Regions from separate parts of the Homo sapiens genome. Here all the other regions are linked to region 3. A link is a loop called in an ENCODE intact Hi-C map of the cell type or tissue named here. Cell type or tissue: HCT116. All regions are shown on one strand.

Region 1 (2,500 bases), 220 kb after region 3:
ATCCATAAATATTCCCTGATGGCTGCAGAACTGGGTTCAGATTCAGTGTCCAGGCACTGAAGGCCCCCTCAGTCTGGCCCTGTCTTCACCTTCTGGCCACATGGGCCAGATCCCACTCGCTGACACTTCCCAATCACTATGCTTGTGTGAGTCCCACTCGCTCTCACACCCTTAACCCTGACTACCTGGCTCAAGGCCCATGTCTCCCTCCCACCCTGCTGTCATCTTCCTGGCACTTTCTGCCCACACCAGCCACTTTGTACATGTCCCAAGGCTGTCCAAAGGTGTTATCTTTTTGTGATAACCACATCTCACAGGTGGCTAGAGATTTCCAACAGACAAAGCACATCCACAAGACACATCATTTATTTCTCACTGCAACCCTACAAAGTAGGGATTACTGTCCCCACTCTGCAGATGAGCCTCAGAGGAGTTACCGCAGTGACTCTGACTTTAAATTACTGGTTTGTGGAGGCTGAGCTTGCGTTACAGATTTGATGGGCTCCTGACGCAGGCTCTCTCCTCTACCACACCCTGAAATTCATGGCAAAGGCCTGTGGGCACAGGTGGGGTTACCAAGTGCCAGACTAGATGGGAGGGAAATGTGGCCCCCACCTCATGGAAAAGTAAGTCTCCCCAAAGAAATGGTTGTGGAGATTTATCACTAAATTTACAGCATTAGAAAGAGGGGTTTGCATGCCCAGATGTAGCCTTGGGTATTTAGGAACTAGACAGGGTCTTGCAGCAAAGTCACCCTCTCTCCTAGAACGGGTGCTGTTGGCTCCCACAGCCCCCTCTGTCCTGAGAGACCCTATGCCTCTGTGGCAGGAAGGAGAGAGGGTGGAGGGTCTGTCTGCAGTGCCAGTGGAGAAGGTAGCATGAGGCTGCATGAAAAGGAGAATGCATTCTGTCTCTGTGTGAGTCCAAGAGATGCGGAACACGGAGCCGGGCTGCCCCAGCTCCACTGAGGGCGTGGCCCGGAAGGGCAGCCTAAGGTTTAATCGCCAGAGAGGACGCCTTGCTCCAGCGTTTGGCTCCCCACGGCGGTCCCACAGCGCCACCTAGCGGCCCCCCCGCCAGGAGAACACGCGTCCCTCACTACGCGGAGGAGGGCGCTGTCCAGGAATCTGGAGCACCTCTGAACTTGCTAGGTGCTTGCATGCCGCCTCCAGTGCCTGCCGCTTGGCCCACACATGCCTTGTCCACGCTGTCCCTGCTCCTTACCTGCACCCAAGATGACCATCCCCGCCCTTCCTCTCTCAAGTGATTTTGGGGAACAAATGAAAAGGCCGTAATGTAAAATGGTAAAGCGCTCTGCAAAGGTAGTACTGGGTACCACTCACTGAGAATCTTCTCTGCACCCCACGCTGCTAGACATGTCATGAGGATTATCACTAAGCCCCGTGGCAACACTGAAAGGTGGGGATTATCAAGCCCATTTTACAAAAGAGAAATTGAATTTCAGAGAAGTGGAGTAACACATACAAATTCACCCTACTAGTACAAGACAGAGCCGGGATTCACATTAATTTCAAAGCCTGTGGGTCTCTGGCTCCCCTGGGAAGAACCATTGCTATTATCATCACTGTATTCTTAGAGCTGCTGCTGCTGCTGCTGCAGTGGAAGAACACAGCCCCTTCCAACACACAGATATGGGTTCAAGCCACTTGCCACTCAGCAGCTGTTAGGGCTTGGACAGGCCACATACCACCCCACAGCCTCACCTCACACCTCCTTCCCAGAAGTGTCCTGCCCTCTTGCCACACCTCAATTATGTCTTCCTCTAGGGAGGTCTCCCCCACTGAGCACCCAGCTCTCAGGGTGAGGGGGCTTGTTGTCCCCAGATCTGCAGCCCTGCTAGGAGCCCCAAACTATCTGATGCCAGGCTCTCATGCTGTCCCCATCATTACCCACTCCTGTGTCAATATCACCTCCCCTCAGCTGGGCTGGGGCCTCCTCACAGTACACAGGCCCAACATGCGGCAGCACTCTACAGGAACTCTGCAGGGCGGTCTAGAAACATGCCCACACGCTCTTTCACACTTGTCCCTTCAAAAAGTGGAGTCTAATTCATCTCTCCTTGAATACTGGCCAGCTTTAGCAACTAGCTTCTACTGAATAAAGTGAGATGGGAGTGATGCTGTGTGATTTCCAAGACGAGGTTAGAACAGGTGATATGGCTTTGGACTGGCTCTCTATCTCCTGAGATGCCGACTTTTGGAATCCAGCCACCAGGATATGAAGAAGTGCAGGCCACACAGAGAAGCCACGTGTAGGTATTCTGCCTGACAGCCCCCACTGAGATCTCAGCTGACAGCCAACATCAACTGGCACACATGTGACAAATAAGCCTTTGGATGATCACAGGCACAGCCTTTGAGCTACTCCAGCTGGTACAAGAGAGGGCAGAGATGAGCTGTCCCCACCAAGCCCTACCCAAATTTCAGATTCACGAGCAAAATAAATGCTGCCAAGTTTTGGAGAGTTGGTTACAGTGCAG
Region 2 (2,500 bases), 450 kb after region 3:
GTACTGCCCTTGGTGTAGAGGCCATGGTCCTTGATGTACGTGATGACAGCATCGGGAATCAGGTACTTTACGCTCTGCCCTTGGCCCAAGGCTCGCCTGATGTATGTGGCACTGATCTCATTCTGCACAGGCTCCTTGGCCAGGTGAATGTTGTGCTGGTGCATCCGTAGGATGGGAGATTCTGCGATGTAACCTTTTGGGTCGTGACCTACTCGGCCCACGCACACCAAGCCAAACTTCTCCACTATTTCCTGGATGTGCGCATCCTTCCAGAGGTTGGGGGTCTGGAAGGTCTTCAAGACGTCTGCCCCACAGAGAAGCTTCAGCTCAGGCACAGCTGCAAAAACAAGGATGGACCCAGTAAAGTTAGAGAGAGGTCACTGCCAGGAAAGACAACATCATTGGAAAGTCTCACAAAATGCTTTTCTTGGATGTATCGAGAACTCAGTGTCTCCATGTTCATGACTTGAAAAGAAAAAGCATGTAAATGAATCTGCAGCCATTTCAGGGAATACAGTTGTAAGTAATGATTTAATCAATACACCTTTTGTTTAATATTGGAAAAGTGCCAAGGAATACGATTTTTTTTCTTTTCAGTGTTCTAACAGAAGTCTGTCTGTGGTTGCTTTGGACCAAGGCAGAGTGCTCTAAAGGTGGCTGTGCTGTACCCAGTACTGTGTCTTCTGATAGAAGGTAAGGTTCTGAAAGCTCTGAGACCAACAAGCCATGGGCCTTGGACAAGTCACTGCCTTATTTGAAATCCATTTCAGCCCTTGTGTTACTAGGAACTAGTACCTGGCACTTTTATATAACAATCTCACTATAAAGATTAATTATAAAGGCTCTTTGGATAAACAAAAGGTCTCTAAGACTCCAGCTGGTGGCCTTTTCATTGCAGTTTCCAATAAAACAAAGCTCTAGAACAATGCTTAATGTGGATAATCCTTTGGAATGTGTTCTAACAGAATGCTAATTGTGATAATGAAATAATACATAACATTTATTGGGAGATTACTGTGGGCACTACTACTAAGCTCTTTATGTGTATAATACCATATGCACCCCAGAACAATTTATGAGGTGAGTATTGTGCCCATTTTATGGAGGGGGCAACTGAGGCAGAGAGAGATAAGTGACTTGCCTGAGGTCACTCAGTTAGGCAGATAAGTCAGGTGTCAAACCCAGGCAGCCATCCTCCAGGTGTGGCATTTGTAACTGCTGGGTTCTGCTGCTGCCTGCTGGTGGAAATCTGTACCTGCATTATACTGGAGAAGCCCTTCCTAGAGTTCCAGACTGATTTTCCTGGCACTATCCGTGTCCCTCTTGGTGAGCTAATCAGCAAAGGAAATCCAAGTCTATGCTAGAAACAAGCTGCAGGGTCTCTGATTCTTCCAGAAGCTGATCCCAGCTTCAGTAAATGGCAAAGACTGGGGTCCCAGAGTACTGGCCCCTGTCAGTCACCACAAAGTCTGAGTAAAGAGAGGCTCCAGGGCTACCATACTGGAGAAAAACTTGTGTAAATGGTCAGTTTAGGATCCTCTAAGGTGGAACCTTTAAAGGAATCCAAATGTGGACCAGAGAGATGAGTTCACACAAAAGCACTGGAGCAACTGTGGAATGGAAAGTGAGAGACTGGAGGTGTCATGGAGAAGTCTGAGTCCTGGCCTCAACTGGGCACAGGCTGCTGTGCGGCCAGAGCCAAGACCTTTCTCTGGGTATCAGTTTCCCCATCCATGAGATGATGAGCTCTAGACTCATTTAAAGCAACATATGCAATCACAGAAACACACTTTTCAAATGCTCTAGCGGCATAATACTGGTCTAGTAAACGATATTCAAACATTCCTTCATTCATGCATGTATGAACTCTTAGTGGTTACAAACTAAGACTCTAGAGCCAGACACCTTACACCCAAATTCTGGTTCTGACGTTCAATACCTCATGTGATCTCAACTTTAAAATGAGGATATTACCCTTCATTTATTCATTCATTCACTTATCCATTTACTCATTTATCTACCACTCTATTCATAGAAACACCCACTCAACATTTATGAATTGTCTCCCAGTGTCTGGCCTTTTTAAACCAATAAAACAGCATTTAACAATTATTCAGTAACTCACACTTTTCACTAATTTGGGCTGGTCCCATTGCTCACAACACATATGTATATTTGAACGGTTCTGCATCTGTGAAGTTTTACTCCAATTTCTTATCTATCCAACCAGTGTAGTATAAAGGAGAACAGTGTTTGGTCTTTCAAACAATTAGGTAGTTTTATGTGGTCTTCCTATGGGGGAGGTACTATGATGTGCATTTCATTCCAGGATTTGCTGGGACCTGGGACACACCCCCTCTCTTCCTACAGGTCAGAGAACAGAGAAGATACCACCTCCTTTTTCCAATAGATTTTTTTGTGGGGACAATTTCTGCATGTCAGTTTCAACATTGGGTACCGTTTGATTCATTAACAATGACAGCAAGGAATACTATTCACT
Region 3 (2,500 bases):
CCAGCGGTCCTTCCCTAGCAACACAGGCCATTTAGGAGCACCACCTAAGGCTTCTTCCCCTTCCTACAGGTATGAAGAATGGGCAGGGTTTCATTTCCTCTGCAAGCAGGCAGCGTGGCTGGACACTGTATTCTGGAGCCTGGGGTGTCATCATCCTCAGGCTGCAGAATCAGCAACACTGTTCCATCTCCTCCTGTTCAGCCACAGCAGCCTCCTGGCTTCCAGGGCCTCCTTGTCCCTTGGCTTCCTTACAGAAGCCCTCTGTGTACAGCTAGTCTCCCAGACCCCTGGGAAAAGTCTCCTTTGCTGAGGAGGGATTAGTAATGCTCTTCCTCCTCTTAAAGTCCTCTGCCATGATCAGTGATAGTATTTCTGCTCTGTTACACTGGCTGGAAACATTTGAACCTGAAAGCATTAAGTTCTTTTTTTCCTTTTTTTTTTTTGAGATAGGATCTCACTCTGTCACCCAGGCTGGAGTGCAGTGGCACGATCTCAACTCACTGCAACCTCCACTTCCTGGGCTCAAGTGATTCTCCCACCTCACCCTCCTAAGTAGCTGGAAATACAGGTGTGCATCACCATGCCCAGCTTGAATTTTTTTTGTAGAGATGAGGTTTTGCCATGTTGCCCAGGCTGGTCTCAAGCTCCTGAGCTCAAAGTGATCCTCCTGCCTTGGCCTTCCAAAGTGCTGGGATTACAGGTGTGAGCCACTGCGCCCAGCCTGAAAGCATTAAGCTCTGACAGATCTTCCCATAGTCTCTAAAAGGCAAGGAGGGGTTCTCCTGCTTGGGATCCTATGTTGTATTTAATTATTTAAAAGGATGTGGTCTTACCCCACCCATGTAAGAGGGATGGGGCAGAGTTCCCAGTGTTGAGGGAGAGGGACTGTCTGGGTTTTCCATCCCCTGTAGGGTTGAGAACTATCCTGGCCTCTAGCAAATAGCCTTCCTGACCATCTTAGAGCTGTGAACCTCCTTGGTGCTGCTGGGATTTTTCAGGCATCACAGCCAGAGACCTTCTGGAAAAGGCTGTTTAATCTTCACAGCAACCTAGTCACAAAGACATTCTCCCATTTCACAGAAGAGTAAACTGAGGTTCGGATGTAGGAAACTACAAAACTGGGGAATAGCTGAGCTAGAATCTGGCTAGAGTCCTCCCCATGTTTCCTGGAAATGTGTGACTGAGTCAGAGACCATATGCTGGGGTAGAAGGGGCTGTAGCAGGACCCCAGGGGGCCAGAATTTCACAGGGCTGAAGGCAGAGAGCAGGGATTTGGGGATGTGTTGTAGATAGAGGGATGGTGGTGGTTGGGCCAGTTAGCCTTGTGTACAGGTGCGAATTGAGGGGGGCAGTGAGACATCCCAAGGTAGACAGAGTCTCCCGTTATTGCTTATTTTGTATTTTTCTTCACAAGAAGCAGCCACAACTTTCACATCTCTGGATCTTAAGACCATCTCCCTGGGGCTCGCGGAGGAAACCTGTGAGGGCAGGACAGACCCCGGCTCCCACTAGATGGCACTGTTGCAGGACGTTTTCACCCCGGAGCTCTTCTCCGGGTGTGTGTGTGTGTGCACGCGTGAATACCTGAGCTGGACAGAGAGCGTGGGTGTGGTGTGCGTGTGTGTGTTGGGCAGCCCTGGGGTGGGTCTGGCAATGCCCTGGCCCACACTTTGTGCCTCCACTTCTCTGGAATTTTTCCTTAGGACAGAAGTTTCTGCTTCTGAGACATCTTCCAAGGCTTCTGTGGGTCCTGGGTTGTGGGCACCAGATGCCAGGGAGTTATGGAGTGACCAGGACAGGTCCAGCTTGCCTGATGGTCCAGACATCTGTGGGAGACGAGTGAGTCCTGAAATCCAGCCTCAGAGACACTGCAGAGCCCCAGCAGGCCCCACACCTGGGTGGGGCAGTATTGGAGGATCCTGATGAGGACAAGCTTTTAGGGTCTTGAATGTTTCTAATACAAATAGTTGTATTTATTTGTACTGGTTGATTGGTAGTAGCTACTGGAGTGCTCTGTAGAGAAAGCTTCTGAGGCTGGGTCTGTCTTAGAAGGAAAGAATGCTGTTGTCAACCAGTGATGTCTGCCAGAGGCTTGGGACAAGAGTAACACCCATGATATAGATTTCTTCCTTATGTAAGTGATAACTTATATATGAGGATGAACCAGTATGTCAGAGAATCCTAGATATTTAGGACGTTAGAAATTATCCAACTCTATCCAACTCACTCATTTATTTCATAACTGGAGACATTGAAGCACAAATAGGCAAAATGAGTTGCCCAAGCCCACCTGGGTAGTAGCAGAGAGAAGAGTAGAAGGCAGGTTCTTGACCACCTTCTGGACACACCCTGCCTGTGTCCTTCTGGACACACCCTGCCTCTCCAGTTGGTCCAGTTCCATGTTCAGACAATGTCCTAAATACCAGATTAACTTATTTTATCTGTTGTTTGGGAGTCTTTACACATGGTTGCCAAGAGAAAGCCTCAAGTGAAGAACTGT

What was found. A loop is a pair of places that touch in the nucleus more often than their neighbours do. Peaks named below come from ENCODE experiments on the same cell type or tissue, not always from the same donor. Only the 100,000 strongest peaks of a DNase experiment are listed, where the experiment ranks them.
Region 1: a loop joins it to region 3, with 15 times the contacts of the local background. A loop is called at or near these places in 98 of 110 quality-filtered maps.
Region 2: a loop joins it to region 3, with 6 times the contacts of the local background. A loop is called at or near these places in 2 of 110 quality-filtered maps.

Annotation. Positions count from the first base shown.
Region 1 is chr3:139,328,455-139,330,954 of GRCh38, forward strand. All of the region lies in intron 1 of LOC124909439, which reads right to left. Among named protein-coding and RNA genes, the nearest start is that of MRPS22, 14 kb to the right of the region's middle. In HCT116, CTCF peaks have their summits at 1,083 (motif pointing left) and 1,291; a DNase peak (open chromatin) is centred at 1,057; H3K4me3 peaks cover 583 bases; H3K27ac peaks cover 998 bases.
Region 2 is chr3:139,561,056-139,563,555 of GRCh38, forward strand. It overlaps NMNAT3 (nicotinamide nucleotide adenylyltransferase 3), which reads right to left. Exons shown (of 7, transcript NM_001401600.1): 7 at 1-337. All of the region lies in intron 3 of COPB2-DT (COPB2 divergent transcript), which reads left to right. Among named protein-coding and RNA genes, the nearest start is that of RBP1, 23 kb to the left of the region's middle. In HCT116, a CTCF peak has its summit at 1,244; a DNase peak (open chromatin) is centred at 1,226.
Region 3 is chr3:139,110,507-139,113,006 of GRCh38, forward strand. All of the region lies in intron 2 of BPESC1 (blepharophimosis, epicanthus inversus and ptosis candidate 1), which reads left to right. Among named protein-coding and RNA genes, the nearest start is that of BPESC1, 7.6 kb to the left of the region's middle. In HCT116, a CTCF peak has its summit at 1,510 (motif pointing right); a DNase peak (open chromatin) is centred at 1,495; H3K4me3 peaks cover 631 bases; H3K27ac peaks cover 361 bases.